Regions from separate parts of the Homo sapiens genome. Here regions 1 and 2 are each linked to region 3. A link is an interaction called in ENCODE POLR2A ChIA-PET data of the cell type or tissue named here. Cell type or tissue: HepG2. All regions are shown on one strand. Each heading gives the region's core, and the rest is flanking DNA. Links, peaks and the distances in the headings are about the cores only. Region 1 has its middle 13 kb from the start of CST3. Region 2 holds the start of LOC107985383 (a long non-coding RNA gene). Region 3 has its middle 17 kb from the start of CST9L.

Evidence for each region. ChIA-PET counts read pairs that join two places held together with the same protein. Peaks named below come from ENCODE experiments on the same cell type or tissue, not always from the same donor. Only the 100,000 strongest peaks of a DNase experiment are listed, where the experiment ranks them.
Region 1: POLR2A ChIA-PET joins it to region 3 with 5 read pairs; 1 of 35 experiments calls an interaction of 5 or more read pairs at or near these places.
Region 2: POLR2A ChIA-PET joins it to region 3 with 36 read pairs; 1 of 35 experiments calls an interaction of 5 or more read pairs at or near these places.

Annotation. Positions count from the first base shown.
Region 1 is chr20:23,647,654-23,654,111 of GRCh38, forward strand. No RefSeq gene overlaps it. Among named protein-coding and RNA genes, the nearest start is that of CST3, 13 kb to the left of the region's middle. In HepG2, for the core only: no CTCF peak of the experiment used is centred there; a DNase peak (open chromatin) is centred at 2,528.
Region 2 is chr20:23,658,376-23,664,833 of GRCh38, forward strand. It overlaps LOC107985383 (a long non-coding RNA gene), which reads left to right and starts at 2,695. Exons shown (of 5, transcript XR_001754712.2): 1 at 2,695-2,873; 2 at 3,107-3,275. In HepG2, for the core only: no CTCF peak of the experiment used is centred there; DNase peaks (open chromatin) are centred at 876, 2,276, 2,656, 3,286 and 1 weaker place; H3K4me3 peaks cover 1,974 bases.
Region 3 is chr20:23,582,271-23,588,728 of GRCh38, forward strand. It overlaps the pseudogene CST9LP2. Among named protein-coding and RNA genes, the nearest start is that of CST9L, 17 kb to the left of the region's middle. In HepG2, for the core only: a CTCF peak has its summit at 2,735 (motif pointing left); DNase peaks (open chromatin) are centred at 3,831, 4,311, 4,731 and 5,001; H3K4me3 peaks cover 1,127 bases.

The DNA of each region.
Region 1 (6,458 bases), core at 454-5,453, 65 kb after region 3:
TTTGAAATAACATTATATCTAAAAACAATATATATACCTTTGTTTAAAAATACTTTATTGGTAAAAAATGCTAAAAATCATCTGAGCCTTCAGTGAGTTAAAATCTTTCTGCTGGTGGACAGTCTTCCTTCAATCCAATGGCTGCTAGTTGATCAGAGTGGTGGTTGTAAAGGTTGGGGTGGCTGTGGCAATTTCTTAAGATAAGACAACAATGAAGTTTGGCACATTGATTGACTCTCCCTTTCACCAAAGACTTCTCTGTAGGCCCGGCACGGTGGGTCATGCCTGTAATCCCAGCACTTTGGGAGGCTGAGGGGGTGCGGCTCACTTGAGGTTAGGATTTCAAGACCAGCCTGGTCAACGTGGCATGGCAAAACCCTGTCTCTATTAAAAATACAAAAAAAAAAAAAAAAAATTAGCCAGGCGTGATGGCACAGGCCTGTAGTCCCAGCTACTTGGGAGGCCGAGGCAGGAGAATCACTTGAACCTGGGAGGCGGAGGTTGCAGTGAGCCGAGATCATGCCACTGCACTCCTGCCTGGGTGACAGAATGAGACTCCGTCTCAAAAAAAAAAAAAAAAAAAAAAAGAGAGATTTCTCTGTAGCATGAGATGCTGTTTGATAGCATTTTACCCACAATAGAACTTCTTCCAAAATTGGAGTCAGTCCTCTCAAACCTTGTCACTGCTTTATCATCTAAGTTTACATAATAGTTTAAATCCTTTGTTGTCATTTCAACAATTTTCACAACATCTTCAACAGGAGTCGATTCCATCTCAAAAAACGGCTCTCTTTGCTCATCCACAAGAAGCAGCTCCTCATCTGTTCAAGTGTTATCATACGATTGCAGCAATCCAGTCCCATCTTCGGCTCTACTTTTCAATAAGTTTTTATTTATTTGCATTATTATTTCAATAGCTTTTGGAATACAATAGGTTTTTGGTTGAATGAGTGGATGGATGAATTATGTAGTAATATAGTAATAAAACAGTTCCTGGATGAATTATATAGGGTGAATTCTGAGATTTTAGTGCACCCATCACCTGAGTAGTGTACATTGTACCCAATACGTAGTTTTTTATCCTTCACCCCCCATCCCAGCCTCCCATTTCTGAGTCTCCAAAATCCATCATATCACTCCTTATGCTTTTACATACCCATAGCTTAGCTTCCATTTATGAGTTAGAACATGCAGTATTTGGTTTTCTTTTCCTAACTTACTTCACTTAGCATAATGGCCTCCAGCTCCATCAAAGTTGCTGCAAAAGACATGATTTCATTCTTTTTTATGGCTGAGTAGTATTCTATGGTACCACATTTTCTTTATCCACTCGTTGATCAATGGGTACTTAGGTTAGTTCCATGTCTTTGCAATTATTAATTGTCCACTTGTAATTATTGTTCTCTTTCTCTTTCTACCATATCTGCAATTACTTCCTCTGCTAAAGTCTTGAGTCCCCCAAAGTAATTTATGAGTGCTGTAATCAACTTTTTCCAAACTTCTGCTAATGTTGATATTTTGACCTCCTCCCATAAATTGCAAATGTTCTTAATAGCATTTAGAATGGATAATCCTTTCCAGAAGGTTTCAATGCACTTTTCCTTGATCCATCAGAGGAATCACTATCTATGCCAGCTGTAGCCATATTAAATGGATCTCTTAAATAATAAAACATGAAAATCAAAATTACTCCAGGATCTATGGGCTGCAGAGTGGATTTTGTGATAGCAAGCATGAAAACAAAATTAATCTCCTTGCACATCTCCATCAGAGCTCTTGCGTAACCAGGTGCATTGTCAATGAGCAGTGATTTTTTTTAAGGATTTTTTTTTTTTCTGAGCAGTAGGCCTCAAAATTGGGCTTAAAATACTCAGTAAACTATGCTGTGAACAGAAATGCTATCTTTGTTTTATCTGTAGAGCACAGATTTATCATAATTAGTAAGGGTTGTAGGATTTTTGAAACGGTAAATGAACATTGGCTTCAACTTAAAGTCACCAGCTGCATTAGCTCCTAACAAGAGAGTCAGCCTGTCCTTTGAAGTTTTGAAAACAGGCTTTGACTTTTCCTCTCTAGCTACAAAAGAAGGTGGTAACTTCTTTCAATAGAAGGCTATTTCTTCGACATTGAAAATCTGTTGTTTAGTGTAGGCAACTTCATCAATGATCTTAGCTAGATCTTCTGGATAGCTTGCTGCAGCTTCTACATCAGCACTTGCTGCTTCACCTTGCACTTTTACGTTATGGAGATGGCTTCCTTTCTTAAATGTCATAAGCCAATCTCTGCTAGCTTCAAACTTCTGCAGCTTTATAACCTCTTCCAGCCTTCATAGAAGAGAGTTAGGTTCTTGTTCTAAATTAGGCTTTGGCTAAAGGGAATGCTGTGGTTGGTTTGATCTTCTATTCAGACCATTCATACTTTCTCCATATCAGCAATAAGGTTATTTCACTTTTTTTTGAGACAGGGTCTTGTTTTGTCACCCAGGCTGGAGTGCAGTGATGCAATCATAGTTCACTGCAACCTTGAACTTCTGAGCTCAATCCTATTGCTTTAGCTTCATGGGTTGCTGGGACTACAGATGCACATCACTGCATCTGGCTAATTGTTTTTATTTTTTGTAGAGACAAAGTCTCACTTTGTTGTCCAGCCTGGTCTTGAACTCCTGGGCTTAAGTGATCCTCCTGCCTCAGCCTCCCAAAGTGCTGGGATTACAGGTGTGAGCCATTGCACCAGGCCTATTTCACTTTCTTGCTATTTGCAGGTTCACTGGAGTAACGTCTTTAATTGCTTTCAAGAATTTTTGCTTTTTATTCATAACTAGGCTCTTTGGCACAAGAGACATAGCTTTTGGCCTGTCTTGGCTTTCAACATGCCTTCCTTGCAAAGCTTAAATCAGTTCTAGATTTTCGTTTAAAGTGAGAGATGGTGGAAGAGATGGTGCAACTCTTCCTTTCACTTAAACACTTAGAGGCCAATGTAGGGTTATGAATTGGCCTATTTTTTTTTCTTTCTTTCTTTTTTTCTTTTTTTTCCAGAGATGGAGTCTCACTCTGTCACCCAGGCTGGAGTGCAATGGCTTGATCTCCACTCCTGCAACCTCTGCCTCCCAGGCACAAGAAATTCTCCTGTCTCAGCCTCCCAAGCAACTGGAATTACAGGTGTGTGCCACCACGCCAGGCTAATTTTTGTATTTTTAATAGAGATGTGGTTTCACCATGTTGGCCAGGCTGGTGTTGAACTCCTGACCTCAAGTGATCTGCCCGCCTTGGCCTCCCAAAGTGCTATGATTAAAGGCATGAACCACTGTGCCCAGCCTAATTGGCCCAATTTTAATATTGTTGTGTCTCAGGGAATAGAGAGGCCCGAGGAGAGGGAGAGAGATGGGAGAATGGTTGGTTAGTGGAGCAGTCAGCACACATAGATTAAGTTTGCAGTCTTATGTGGGTGCTGCTCATGGCACCCCAAAACAATTACAATAGTAACATCAAACATCATTGATCACAGATCATCATAGCAGATATAATCATGATAAAAATGTTTGAAATATTGTGAGAATTACAAAGGTGTAACACAGACACATAAAGTGAGTACATGCTCTTGGAAAAATGGTGCCAATAGACTTGCTCCTCTCTGGGTTGCCACAAACTTCCAATTTGTAAAAAATGCAATGTCAGCAAAGGATAATAAAATGAAATATGCCAGTATATCTCTTAATATATCTCTCTTACGAGGTCTGTAAGTTGGTATATGGTATTAATTTAAGATTAATACCATATACCAACTTACAGACCTCGTAAGAGAGAGGTTGAACCCTGAGTGATACACATCCATATGCCAACTTTAGCATTTGCTTCTCTCTATTTTATATATACATACATATATTATAAATATTTTTACATATATATATATACATATATATACACACACACACATATACGTATTAGAGGGTAAGTTGTAGATATTATGGCTTTTTACCCCTAAATACTTCTGCCTAAGAAAGAAGTTCTAGCTTGGTGCAGTGGCTCACGCCTGTAATCCCAGTACATTGGGAGGCCAAGGTGGATGGATCACCTGAGGTCAGGGGTTCAAGACCAGCCTGGCCAACAAGGTGAAACCCCATTTCTACTAAAAATACAAAAAATTAGCCAGGTGTAGTGGCAGGCACCTGTAATCCCAGCTACTCAGGAGGCTGAGGCAGGATAATCGCTTGAACCCAGGAGGCAGAGTTTGCAGTGAGCCGAGATCGAGCCATTGCACTCCAGCCTGGGCAACAAAGAGCGAAACTCCACCCCGCCCCCCCCCCAAAAAAAAAAGAATAAAAAAGAAAGAAGTTCTTCTGAAGAAAAGGCTTTTTGGTACTTGTTGTCACGTAATTATCAGATTTAGGAGATTTAACACCAATACACAATTATCTAATAGTAGTTCTTTTAAAAATTTATCCAGTTATCCCCAAGATATCCATTCCAACATTTTCCCATCTGCTCCTGGATCAAATCCAGGATCTCACTTTGCATTTTGTATCATGTTGCTTTAATGAACGTGCATGGGAACAACAGTTGTCCTGTTTTTGTCCTCCATGTCATTGACAATTTTTGAGGAATACAGAACAGTTGTTTTTATAATAATATTTTACATAATTTATAACCTTATAAATTTGAGTCTTTTTGTTTCTTGATGATTAGACTTGAGGCCAACTCTTTTGACAGAAGCTTTGCCTGGGTGAGGCTGTGTCCTCCTCAGTGCATCACATCAGGAGGCCCAGGATGTGAGTTTGTCCTGTTACTGGTGACTTGATGTTGATTATTATTTAAGGCAGTGTCTGCAGGTTTCTCCATAAGTTTCTCCATACTTATTGTTAATAAGTGACCTATGGGGAGATGCTTGGAGACATTATAAAATACCCTGTGCACCAGTCACTCCCCCCAGTGGTTTTAGTGTCTACTGATGACTCCATTCAAGTATGTTATTGTTCTGTGGTTGCTTCCAGGCTTTTAAATGTGTTCTTTGATTCAGCCTGCAGCAGGCTGTTAGGGAAGGCTCTTCCTTCCTAACACAGAGTCCCAAAACACTGGGCTTCAAGGGAGGTGGTGGTATATCCCTGTCTACAAAATATTTTGTGCACTTCCTTTTTCCTGAGCAAGATATAAGGTATTCTGGGCATGTTTTGTTAGGACACCTCTTTTTAAGACCTGAAGGTCTTATGGAAAATGGCAGCCTTCCGTTTTAGCTGTCAAAGTCTACAGGCTTTAACTGTGCTGGCTGGTGGCTGGAAGTGGGTCCAGGCAACAGTTCAAAGTCAGAAGCCTGAGATCTGTGTCCTTCAGAGGGCTGGTGGCAGCTTGTGCCTGGGCATCTCAGCCCTGGAGGGGAGTCAGGAAGGAGCCCCTGAAGGGGCGAGCCAGTAGCTGACTCTGGGCCAGTCCAAGGCCCCCACACACGACCCAGGCCCAGGCCCTGCCTCCCTATGGTGACCATGCTGCTGAGCTGAACTCCAAGGGCTGCTGCTCCTCCAGCACTATGGTGAGGGAGAACTTGATCTTTTTTGAGATGGAGTCTCACTGTGCTGCCCAGACTGGAGTGCCATGGGGTGATCTCAACTCACTGCAACCTTCCAGGTTCAAGTGATTCTCCTACCTCAGCCTCCTAAGTAGCTGGGACAACAGGTGCTTGCCACCACACCCGACTAATTTTTGTATTTTAGAGACAGGGTTTCACCATGTTGGCCAGGCTGGTCTCGAACTCCTCACTTCAGGATTTGATCTTCTTAGGCACTGTGGGCCTCTCCTCCCTCTACTTTCCCTTTGGCCCTCACCCATTCTCTGCCATCTGTGCTCTCTTATTCTGCAGTGGTGGCCACCCTTCCTCCACTCTGTGGCCCCGGGACCCTCTCCTTCCTCCCCTCCAGTGTCAGATCAAGGGAGGCCACATGGAGACTGCCCATGGCTGACCATGCCCTAGAGGGTCTCACCCCAGTCACAGAGCAGACTCCTGTGGGGAGCTATGCCAGGCACCTCCCCCAGGGTTTCTGCTTTAACTCCTTGCGGGGAGGCCCAGGCATTCATCGCTTTCAACCTGCACAGGTGATTCTAGAGTCAGACAGGAAGTTGTCAAGGGCCATGGATTAAAAGGTCAAAGCACAAGCTCCATGAGACAAGGGACTAATCTCTCCTCAGTCTAAAAGTCACATCAAAGATTTAGCAGTCAAGGATGGGGGAAAATTCTGCTGTGCATTTATTTTAATTCCCTACCAGGGCAGACCTGGAGGTTTTCTTTGGGATCCCACCAAGCCCTGCTTGAGCTGAAAAGCAAGAAGCACAGGTAGCAGGTAAATTCAGGTGCTCCTTGGAGCAGCTGTTAAGCTGGGGCTATGAGGCACTGCCTGGATCCAAGTCTCTAAAACAGAACAATTGCACTAAGATATTAAGAATACACACACCCACATCTTACCAAATGTTTTC
Region 2 (6,458 bases), core at 710-5,709, 76 kb after region 3:
AAATTTTACCTGGAACTTAGTTGTGTAAAAATAAAAATTAAGAGGCTAACACCTTTAATGCCAGAATACAACACAAAATGGCTCCATTGCTTGATGAGTAATTGAAGGAATTTCTGGAACTTCCTACAGCCCTGTTAGAGTTAGTAGTTTAGGAAATGGTGTTTGGGCATGGAGTTAAGGCCACACACACACAGAGAGACACACAGACACATACACATATACACACAGACACATACACACAGACATATGCACACACACACACACACACACACACACACGTTTCCAGGTCAAGCCAAGGGTGGAGCTACTTATTCTCTCAGCCCAATAACGAGATGCAGATGAACTGAGAAAGAATAGAGTTTATTTCTGTAACCAGGTACGGGGAGAAAGAAGGCAAGGAAAATATCGCCAGACCAACTCAAAATCACAAAGTTTTCCAGAGCTTATATAACTTCTAAGCTGTATGTCTACATGTAAGTGTGCAATCACTTAAAGACATAAGTGATTAACTTCTTCTAATCTATAACTGAGGTCTGAGTCCTGAAGACCTTCCTTTGGCGCCTCAGTAAATTTACTTAATCTAGCTGGGTCCAGGTGCTGGGGTGATTACCCTTATTTTATCTCCTGCTAAATCATGGAGGTTTGGGGAGTTCCTTCAGACCCCAGCAAACTTGTTTGTGGAGGTCTGCGGAGTTTCTTCAGACCCCAGTAAAAACTTGTTTAATCTTAAATGGGTCCTGTTGAGAATTCCTTCGTTATCTTGTCATACTTCAAGGCCCAGGAAAGGCCTGGGCAAAACTCTTGGGCTTTTGTTACATTCCAGCCTTTGTATAAGGGGACTGGCTCTCTAGGCTTTTAATATTTAACTTAACCACTTAGTCAGTGCTGAAACAGTTGTTACAGAGGCCTGCCTGTTCAGCCGTTAGTGAGACCTGGCCTGCCACACACAGACACACACACAGACACACACACACACAGACATACACACAGACACACACATACACGTATATACACGCATACACAAACCACATACATACACACTGTATTAGGGTTCTCTAGAGGGACAGAACTAATAGGCTAGATGTGTATCTAAAGGGGAGTTTATTAAGGAGAATTGACTCACACGATCACAAGGCGAGGTCCCACAATAGGCCATCTGCAAGTTGAGGAGTAAGGAAGCCAGTTTGAGTCCCAAAACCTCAAAAGTAGGGGAGCCGACTGCAGACTTAAGTCTGTGGCCAAAGGTCCAAGGGTCCCAAAGCTGAAGAACTTTGGGTCCGATGTTTGAGGGCAGGAAACATCCAGCACAGGAGAAAGATGTAGGCCAGGAGGCTAAGTCAGTCTAGTCTTTCCACATTCTTCTGCCTGCTTTTATTCTGGTCTCGCTGGCAGCTGATTAGATGGTGCCCACCCAGATTAAGGGTGGGTCTGCCTTTCCCAGTCCACCCACTGAAATGTTAATCTCCTTTGGCAACACCCTTACAGACACACCCAAGAACAGTACTTTGCATCCTTCAATCCAATCAAGTTGACACTCAATATTAACCATCACACACACATAGACATACACATACAGACATACACACAAATACATACACACACACACATGCACACATACACTCATACACTCATCTACACACAGACATACAAACACACACATATATAGACACATTCACACACACATATGTATACACATGCACACACACACACACACATACACATACATACACACGTGCACACACATACACACACAGACCCACAGATACAGACACATACATATACACACACTCATACACACACAGGCATACACACATACAGACATACATACACATATGCACATATACACATAAACACACACACACAGACACACACACAGACATACTCATACACACACAGAGACATACATACCCTCATAAAAGTCCAGCTGGGCTGGGCTTTCTCAGTGTGGGCTGTGCCCCCAGCTGGGGGAGAGGCCACTTTTACATGGCCTTTTCCACCTGGCCTGCCCTCCTCCATTCTCTGGCCTCTGGCTTCCTGCCTGTCCTTATATAAACGTCTGAATCTTAGGCTTGGGCAAAGCAAGTCCTCAGACGAGCTTGGATTGTGGGAATGAAGAAACTGAACAAGATAAGGGCTTAGGAAAACTATGGAAGCTTTGAGATTTGTCTCCATTGCGAGCTGGATGGAAAGAGGCTTCACAGGGCCTCCGGAATTCAGGACTTCTTAGAATTGGCTGCCCTGAGACCTGATATGAACCCAGAACTTGATCCTTCCACGTGATCAAATTCGACTCCAGCTGTGGCTCAGCCTCACGGAGAGTTATGATTACATCACCCCTGACAAGCCAAAGGTGGGGATGGAAAAGAAAAAACTCAGGCAAAATTAATACAAGTAGAATGGTTATATGGCCCAAATGTAAAAACTGCAACTTGGTTGCATAGATTAAAGTTGCCCTGAAGATATGCTCCAATTAGCAGCAGTTGCAAGTGAGTTTTTAAAGAAAAAAAGGCCATTTCTAAATTGTTTACCAAGAATTTACATTAAGATAACATATGCTGTAAATTGGCTATACATTTTTCCAGGATGGGGAAGATAATGGGTGAGACAGGTCATCAGGAATAGAATGCCTTTAAACAATTGCCCCCAGCCATGCGTAGGAAGGACATGACTAAAGTCCCACACTCACGTCTCTCTGGGCCTGATAGGTTTTGCACACCTCACATAGCCCACACTGCTCTGGCTATTTTTCTGTGGTCTCTCAGGCATTGGAACCGTGGGAAGCGAGTCTCCTGCCCATCTCTGTTCATCCCGGACAGTTGCAATTGTGGAGGGACCCTCCAATGACATTGGACACTGGAGGCCCAGAGAAGGAAGTAAGTAGAGCTGAGAAGGGTGTACTTCTGATTTGCAATTTCATTTTAATTTCAGTTATCTCTGATCTGGTTTACACATTATATGATTTTAAATGGGGACTTTAAACACTCCTCTGCAACAGCCCTGCTGTGGGATTCTTGTGTTTGCGGTCATGGTAAAAATCAACTTTTTTTCTTGGTTTTAATTTTGAACTCACCTTCTTTTCCCCATCTTGTTTCTCCTAAATGCTTAGGTCCTCTGAAGAGAATAAAATAGTCCACTTAAAGCAACACCAGAAGTCTCTTGGGATATGTGAGGACAATAGCTCCCTGTGTGTGCTGGAGACCTTGGACAAAGTCCCCAAGTCATATCCATACCTACAAGGTGTCAGAAGAAAAGATTACAACACATCCCGTTTAAAGGTCTTTATTGGCTTTGGTTTAGAGGCTAGAATTGGGCAATACATCATTCATAAAACAAAGAGTGTTTGATGAGCAGAGCTGAGGAAGCGGAGGGCTGAGGATAGCAGACAGAGGACAAAAGCACAGGTATTCATCTGCCTGAAGAGAGTTAAATGCTGTCCTCTGAATCCGAGAGATGGGTAGCTGTTAGGATTTGCCAAAAGGAGACTATTTATTTATTTGGAGACAGGGGCTCGCTCTGCCTCCTGGGCTGCAGTGCAGTGGCACAATCACGTCTCACTGCAGCTTTGACCTCCCAGACTTAAGTGATCCTCCCACCTCAGCCTTTCTAGTAGCTGGAACTAGAGGTGTGCACTACCATGCTGCACTAATTTTTTAAATTTTTAGTAGAAACAATGTCTTGCTATGTTGCCCAGGCTGATCTCAAACTCCTGGGCTCAAGCCATTCTTCCACCTCTGCCTCCCAAAGTGCTGGGATTACAGGCGTGAGCCACCGCGAAGGACCAGAAGGAAATATTTAAAGCTCTTGTTTCTAGTCCTTGTAACAACCATCTTTAGTACTTGTTACGGAACACAGATTGTTATGGGGGCAGCCAAGGGTTCACTTGGAATAAGAGTGGAGAAGATGCACCATGGAAAATGGGATAACTCATGCATTAGTCAGCTGCTGTTCCCTAGGAAAAACCTTAGCATCTCGGGGGCTGACAGCAACAAGCTATACCTGTCATGCTCTGCCGCCTGCACATGGGCTGGGGGTCAGTGGGTCTGGTGCTGGCTTGGCTTGTGTCTTCATGCTGGGGTCCATGCTGAAGGGGTGGTGCCTGTCTGGGCCAGGTTCTTCTCATGGAGGCTCAGACGGGAGCAGGAGGACCAGCCTCTCACACACGCAGGGTTAAGGTCTCTGCGCTTGTCCCATGTGTTAACATCCTATAGGCCAAGCAAGACCCATGACCATGCACAATGGCAATGGGGGTCTACTCTGCATTTTCTGGAAAGAGGCGCTGCTAGCTGCATGGCACAGGGCATGGATGTATACTTTAGTTCCAGCGAGGGAGCCAGCTGTCCATCCATCTTGTCACACCCCCATGAATCTTGGAAAAACACTGTTGTGACATGGCATATATGCGCCCAGGAAGCAGGTGGATTTCGTGCTGGCAGTGGTTGGCTGAACTACTACCTAGGCTGACTTTTCTCTGTCTCCTTTGTTCCATCCTGGGATTTTTCTGGGAAGTGTTGGCTTCTCAGGAGTCCTCCAAGTGTGGACAGCTCCCTTTTCAGGACCTCTCTCTTTCTTCTCTATAAAATGAGCAGGTCAAAGGCCATGGCTTCCGAGAGTCCTTTTTAGGCCTATAGTTTGTGATCTGTTGATTACTGTGTTACTCTGGATGAAGAACTTACCCCTTTCTACCTCCATTCCCACCTCTATCCATTGCTGGCAATGTGGTACCAGACTCACAGGCCCATCCTGGTGGGGGTGTGCATGTGGGAGAGGGGGCTTATGGTGAAAACCCAGGAGGAAACAGAAGAAGGAGGCTGTGAAACAGTAGTGACCCCCCTGTGCTGCAGAGGGAGGTGCAGGTAGAGTGAGTGGTGGGGAACGTGGCTGTCCCTTGTGAGGCAACACATCTGGGGGAAGCAGAGGGAGCTCCTTCCTCAGTCTCTGCCCATGCATTCTCTTCAGTGCCCTAGTCCCTGCCGTCTCACACCCCGTTTCTCTGCTCCAAGGAACAGTACAGGGTGTGGACGCTGGTGAAACACATCCGTAGTAACCAGCTGGCCTGTAGCTTCATGGTACTGTGGCTTGGCTGGAAGTCCATGCTAGGATGGGAAGCATGAGCCGGGACTTTCCAACAAGCTGAGCACACAGGCCTGTGTGTGCTGGGTGGGGCTGGGGTCTCAGTGCTGAGGCAGCACTTTGCTGTATTTTTAATTTTTAATTTTTTGTAAAAGATAAAAAGATGATGGAAGTATGTCAGGAGGACACAGGAAGCAGCTTAAAGGGGCTCTACTAGTCAACTCTGAGAAAATTTAAACATTCAAATAAATGATAGTAATAGATTACAATTCATTGAATAAAATAAGAAACCATGAATCTTCTAGATCTGTGGATAAATAGATGATTAACAAATAGAGAGATGGAAAGATAGATACAGATAAAGGAGAAAAGTTCTTCCTTGGAGTAAAAAGAATGCCATTAATAAATATAGAAAAAATGAAGCAATTTTATTTTTCTATATTTATTAGAAAAGAAGTAATAATAAACTTTTTTATTGTAGTTTTGAAGTGACTTCAAACTTACAAAAAGCAGCAAGAGTAATATAAAGAGCTCCTGTACACACCCAGACCCTCCCACTCCTCACATTGTGTCTCGCGCGCTTTTCCCTCTTTCTATATGTGTATGCACTGTTACAGCTTTTCCTGAGCCATTTCAGAGCAAGCTGCAGGTGTGACTCCTTTTGTCCCTAGACATTCTCATCTGTGTCCCCTAAGGCCAAGGACATTCTCCAGCACAGCCTCAGTGCAGTGAGAGGAATCACAGCACTAGCATGGGTCCACATTGTCGTCTAATCTGTCATCCATGCAATTCATCAACTGTGTGTCATTGTCAGGCCGCCTCAGTCTCCTCTGATCTGAAACCGTTTCTCAGTCTTTCTTATCTTTGTAATCTTGTCATTTTTGAAGATAACTGGCGATTTCATGGAATGTCCTCAACTGGGCTTTGTCAATGGATGAGATTCAGGCTATGCAGATTTTCAGAGAAGAATTGTAGATGTGATCTTGTGTCCCTCAGTACCTCCTACCAGGAGGCCATAACATCGCTGTCCCATGGCTGACAGACACTAACTTTGATCTCTAGGTTCAGATGGTATCTGACAGATCTCTCCACAGTATGGTTTACTCTTCTCTCCTTTATAATTAGGAATTATTTCACTGAGCAATACTTTGAAATATGTATTTATGTCTTACTTATAAAGTTTTCACTTTTGCTTTCTAGCTTTAGCATACAATAATAATTCCTCTTCGAATCAATTGTTATTATGATTGCTTTCAAATTGTATTCCTAACTTCGTTTTTAAAACATACTTATAAATGGCATTCATTCTACTGCAAGGAAACACTTTTCTCTTTTACCTACCTATCCATCTATCTGTTAGTCATCTATTTTGCTATAGATCTATCCCA
Region 3 (6,458 bases), core at 755-5,754:
TTGAGAACTTGCCCCAGGCTACTCACCTCCAGGCTGTGAAAGAAAAGGGCTTGGTTCTTCCCTTGCCTGTGGAGTCTACACACCGGATTTGCACCCTTTCCTGAGTTCTGGCCAGGAGGCTTCTCACCCATTCAAATTGTTACACAGTTCAGCTAGAGATTTCCTTCTTCCTATGGAGTCTTGCCCCACCACTCTTCTGGCAGTCTTCCCAGTGGATCCCTGTGGTGTCAGGCAGGAATGTCCTACTTGGGGGGCCCAACAAGCTCCCAGGGTCTTTCTGCTGCTTCCTCTACCCCTGTATTTCACTCTGCTCTCTAAATTGACTCAGCCCCAGGTAAGGTAGGAAACTTATCTCACCAACAGACCTTCAGTTTCTCCATTGGGGGTGTGAGTTCAAGAGAGGAGGGTTTCCCTTTCCCACTTTTGCAGTTGGAGCACTCATAGTATTTGAGGTGTCTCCTGGGTCCTGCAGGAGCAATTTGCTTCTTTGAGAGGGTCTGTGGATCCTCTTGGGATTGCTGGATTGTTCTTGCAGTCAATCTGGAGCTAGAATTCACAGCGTGAGCTTCCACACGCTGCTCTGTTCAGAGCTGTAATCTAGTCCTGTCTCCTGTCTGCCATGATGATCCATCACAGATTTTGTTTTAGCTGTTTAAATAAATTTATTAGGTTTATAAGTAACAATATGGATAGATCTCAAAATCAGGATTTGGTTTTTCTTATTTATTTATTATGCTTTACGTCCTGTGATACACGTGCAGAACATACAGTTTTGTTACACAGATATACATGTACCATGGTGGTTTGCTGCACCCATCAACTCGTCATCTAGGTTTTAAACCCTGCATGCATTAGGTATTTGTCCTAATGTTCTCCCTCCCCTTGCCCCCCACCCCCTGACTGGCCCTGGTGTGTGATGTTCCTCTCCCTGTGTCCATGTGTTCTCATTGTTCAATTCCTACTTGTGAATGAGAACATGTGCCACAACCAACTTTTTTACTGTTGAGTTTTGAGAGTTTATTACATATACTAGATACTAGTTGTCTGATGGATATATGATTTGCAAATATTTTCTCCCACTCTGTAGTTTGTCTTTCCATCCTCCTCACATGGGTTTTCACTGAGCAAAAGCTTTTAATTTTGATAAGAAATAATTTATCAGTTTATTATTTTATGTATCATGATTGGAGGTTTAGTCTAAAATGTATTTTCTGTGCATGGTGTTTTCATATGCATATTAATTTATATTCTATGTCTCTAGAGGTCTGCCCTTTTTCATTACTAATATTTTTATTTCTTTATCTCTTTTTCCTTTCCTCTCTCTTCTTTCCTGACTCTGCCAAAAAACACAAGAACAATGTAGACCAAATACTCATGGCTGAATACTTCCCTGCCATGGTGGAATGTGTGTGTCACACACATTCCACCTGCAGAGCATGGACTCATATGCCTACAAGCTGGTGCATGTTCTGAGTTCCTAGAGGAAGAAGGTTGGTAACCACATCCTTTCCTTCCCAGCCCTCCCTTACTTGCTACCAATAATGGATAGGGGTGTGGTGTCTAATTAAGGAGTCCTGGTTTATCATTTGTAGTCCATAACAAGGTAAAATTTGAGGTCTATAGTATAGTAAGGTATAATATCTAGTTTAGTAATTTTAAGTTTTTAGAAAACATTTTACTTTGAAACATCTAAGAACTTATTCAAATCTAATTAATAGTGCTTAAAACATTTTTTCAATCTTCATCTTTTCTATGACATTCAACTGAAGAATGACTTCAAAATAAGGACTACTAAAGAGATGAAGCTACTGAGTTAAAAAAAATATATGGACTAAAAATGTCCATAAAGACAGATTGAGAAGTACTTCAAATTTTATGTCAAAGACATAAAATGACAACAGATACTTAGAAAAATGGGAAAACTGGAGACAGAGTGAGAGAGAGAGTGAGAGATGCAGATTCAGAAGCAATAAGGAACCCCCATCAGTCCTGAGAGGCTGCTGTGCGGTCAGTTCCTCTTCTCTGATTTCCACCTGCTCTGAGCTCCTTGGTGGGTCTGCACTTAATGAACTGAAGGGTTTTTTACACTCTTTCTCAGACCACAGCTTTCAATCCTAAATGATTTTCTTTTAATCAAGTCACTACAGAATGCAATCAGGAATGCACTGTTTATCTGGGCTGCAGGTATGGACAATGAAAATGATCTCCCAATGGAGCACTTTTGGTTAGGAGGGAGAAGTCGGATTGCTCTTCCTCCTTCAGCACTAAGATCCTGCAAGAAGGGCAGAGGGACTCCAACCCTGCACAGAGCTTAAGCCTCTGGAAAGACTCTGTGCAATGCCCTGGCTGGTTCTCTGCCCCCTGCTCTCTGGGCTGGAGCCTTCCACGTGGCTTCCTGAATCTGGCAGTCCCTGAGTCAGTGTGGGGTTTGATAAGAATGTATGAATGAGGAAGGAGGATATGGAATGGAAAGAAATAGAATTGAGTGGAAAGAAGAGCAAGGAAAATTTCAAAGTGCATTTTGCAATGGGGCAGATGTTATTTCTTGAAGCCATTGTCCCAAGGATGTGTGCCTGTGTGTAATGGGAGCACTGTGTGTCATTTTTCTTGCTGGAGGTCAGGTGAAAGTTTTGACAATATGCTGTAGATGAGGCTCCCTCTGTCCCAGGGCTGAGGTTACCCTGAAAACTCTTGGAGATCCAACACCCTCCCGGGCATGTGGCGCCATCCTCTGGGAATGCAGTTGCAGGATCAGATGCCTGCTGAGAGTGAAGCTGTGTCTCATCGTGGGAGAGGTGGAGGTGAAGCTGGAGACAGGGGATACATTAGTGGGGTCTGACTCAGCCTGTGTCTGCCCCAGGACCCACCATACACACCTGCTCTTTGCTCTTAATTCCTTAATCTGGAGAAGGTTCCCCAGATTTTACCTCCAGTGAACTGATGCCAGGCCCATGAGTGAGCTCCCTAATGCAGTAGCATGTTTGGGCCTCTCCCTACAATGACAGCATCTTCACTTTCAGGTATTTAGGTGCAGAAAGAGGGGCGTGTTCACTGTAATCTCTCTGTACATTAGATAGAGTCCAAGACCGTATTCTCAATGGAGCTACTGCTGGGGAGAACTAGGTGTGGGAAATTTGAAGACAACATTGATAACTGCCCTTTCCAAGAAAGCACAGAGCTGAACGATGTAAGACAGGGCAACATCTTCCCTCCTGGACACAGCTGTGGATGCCACATAGGGTGTGGTATGGGCACAGGTGCAGCTGACAAAGAGACTTAGAGGAGTTAGCCTGCAGCAGCCTCTACCAGGCTGCCCTGCTTTTGCCTTAGTGGGGAGTGCAGAGGGGAAGGCAGCCACGGGTCCACTTGTAGGCTCCCGGCCAATCTGAGTTTCCTGACTCTGCCCTGTCATGCCACTGCAGTGGCCTGTACCCAGGGCACATGGCCTTCAGACTGCTCTTGTCCGCCTGGGGTCCCAGTCTCCTAAGCCTGAGTAGAGGCTGTTTCCTCTCTGGTCTTCCTCCCCAGTCTTCGTCTGCCTTCTGAAGAAAGAGCGTGGTGGGGATCCAATATCACCTCTTTCTGAGTGTGCAGTTCTCAGGGTCCCCCTCCCCTAATCCAGAGCCTGAGGCAGGTGGAGGCTGAGGAGGGACCCCACTGCCCTCCCTCCCTCGTCCTGCCCTGGCCCCTGCTGAGCTGTAATGCCTGCTCCAGAGGATAGGGACAGGGGACAAGGGGAAGCCCAGCTCTGGGGACAGCCTACCTAGGACAGGTGGGCCCCCTCATCAAAGGATTAACTAATAGGTTAAACATTGGCCTACATCTGAGAGCAGCTCTGGGGAGACAAAGTGACTTTTGTGCTCTTGGGGGTATGAATCACACAGGCCAGCCTGTGGAGTCCCAGGAGGCCACTGTCTGGGAAGTGGGTCCTAACACAGGTTACCTTGAGTGAAGAGGGAGCCCCAGATCTGGAAGCAGCTAAGAAATGTCCCAGGAGTGGGGCTGGATGGCCCCACATGAGGATGAGAGCCGCATTCAACTGACAGCTTGGGAAATGTGCAAGGTGGATATTGATCCTTTGCTCAGAGTGGGAGCCATGAGCTTCCTGAGCCCCCTGTCCCCAGTGCCTCGCCCATGCTTTCCCTCCCAGATGCTCACCTGCTTCTTCACTTTTAGGACCCAGCCCTGGGTAATGCAGTGTGAGCTCCTGAACAAGACCTGCTCAGAGGGGTTCCCCTGATTGCTTCTCACCCACAGGCCCAGGCTCAGGCTGCCCTCACCTCTGTGGACACTGGCAGTTCTCCAAAGGTGGCTCTGCTGTAGCTGACCAGCTCCATATTTGTTTGTTCTTTTCAATTTACAATTCCCTTGGATTCATGACGGGGCATGCAGATGCTGTCAAAGTAAATTCCACACTTCTCCAGGTTCCTCATGTAGAATATAGGTCATTAAACATCAGCATTTCCAGAAGCTTTGTGTGCTAGTGTCCTGGAGAGAGGGGCCTGGGCAGTTGATGGAGTTATTCTCAGCAGGGCAGCCTCGTGGGCTCTCAGGGGTAAGTTTTTATTCCCTGTTGGGCCTCCTGAGTGGCTTCCAGAGGCACAGCTAAGGTGCGTCTGAGCCGCCATCTCAGGGCCCCTTGCAGGCTGCAGAGGGGCAGTGAGGGTGGCCTCCCAGCGCACGGGATGTGCACATGGAGCAGGACAGGGACTCGGGAATCCCACACAGCCCATGTGACATTTGCACTAATGCTCAGAGTGCATGTATACCTAATGTGTTAGCTGAGAATAGCCAGCAGCTGTGGACACCCTGTCCACATCTCCCAGATCAGGCTTCGGCATGCATTCTCTGTAAAAATTTAAGGAGTAACTATTTTGGTCTTTGTAGGCTTATAGTCACTTTCTCAGCTACCCAGCACTGCCTTTGTATGTTGAAAGAAGCATAGACAGTGCATAAACAAATAAGAGCAGTCGTGTCCCAACAAGACTTTGTCTACACATGGAGACAAGCAGACTGGGCTGCTTTTGGCCCTCGGGTCATGGTTGCCAACCCCTGACCTAACAGGCCTTCTGAGTGCAGCTGCCGCTGGTATCCCAAGTACCAGTACATGGGTAGCTCCCAACTCATGCACCTGCGACGTGCCCAGATTGGCTAGTGGCTTTCTCCGTGTAATTGGAGCTCCTCCAGCAGAGCAGGTACACCCCTGTGGTGTGGGAAAGGTCAAGTCTGAGAGTCACACTCCTTCTTCAGGAGGGAGGCAGGTGAATGTCCCAGTCTCCCAGCCTCTGGGCATCCAATTCAGAGGTGCATGTCACATGGTTCTCAGAGCTCCCCAGCAGAATAAACACCCCCGGCCCCAGTGTGACCCATTGATAACAGACACCTTGCGTTTCCCCTTCTCTGTCTCCCTTTCTCACATGTGTCCCCTGGGATCACCTCCAAATAAACTACCTGCACCCACCAGTCTGTGTTTCAGGGTCAGCCTGGGGGGACCCAACACAAGACCTGTGGTGCGTTTGGACCATCGTCTTGGGACTTGTCCTCCATAGATGTGCTGGGAGGGTGGCCCCTCGATCATAGGCGTTCAGGCAAAGCAGAGGGGAGAGCCAGGCCTGGAGACCTCCCTGCGGCCTGCCAGCACTGAGGTAGGCACAGCTGCTGCACTTTGTCCCATCTGGCCTCTGGAACCCACACAGCCCTGCCGTGCCTTGCTCCAGACTTGAGCAGATTTTCCTCTGAGACCCTCCCACCACCTCCCCTGTCTGCTCCCACCCTTGGTCCTTCTCTTGACCCTGACTCCATCAGCAGAAGGAAGCTCAGAGGAGGTGCTTTATCCACAGTGATTCCAACAAGTGTCTTCCAAACAATCCACCCCACTCATTTCATTCAAGAACTATTTCTGAGGCAGCTCCCAGGACAGGGTCTCATGGGGAGTGAGCCCACTGTGGGGGTTGTCCTGGCTCCCTCCTTCATGAAGCAAGGGGAGAGGAGCCCACTCCAAGGCACTGGCCCTTGGGAGGATGCACTAATTCCTGCCTGACTCAAGTTACATGTGTGGGTCTTTTAACAGTTTTCTATACCTCCTAGAAAGGAATATTCACGAAATATAGGATTTTTCCTGGCTACAAATATATCTCCAGGGTTCAAAGCAGTGCATGACTTGAACTGCGTGCTTGGATTTTGCATGCAGACAGGGCTAGCATTGAGGGCTCTGTTGCTTTGGAAAGATCTCTCCTCTCTCACACTTACCATCAATTCCTACTCCTGAAGTTGGCCTCCTGGTCACTTCTCTTTCTGGAATTTTTATAGTGAAGAATCAGGGAATCGCAGCCATGAATGCTGTGTATGGTCACAAGGTGGGTCTGCAAGTAAATCCTGTGCCAGAGGCCAAGCCAGGGACATGCTGGGAACACCTAGTCAGTAGCATCCCTGGGCCTCAGCCCCAGGAAGGAAAAGGA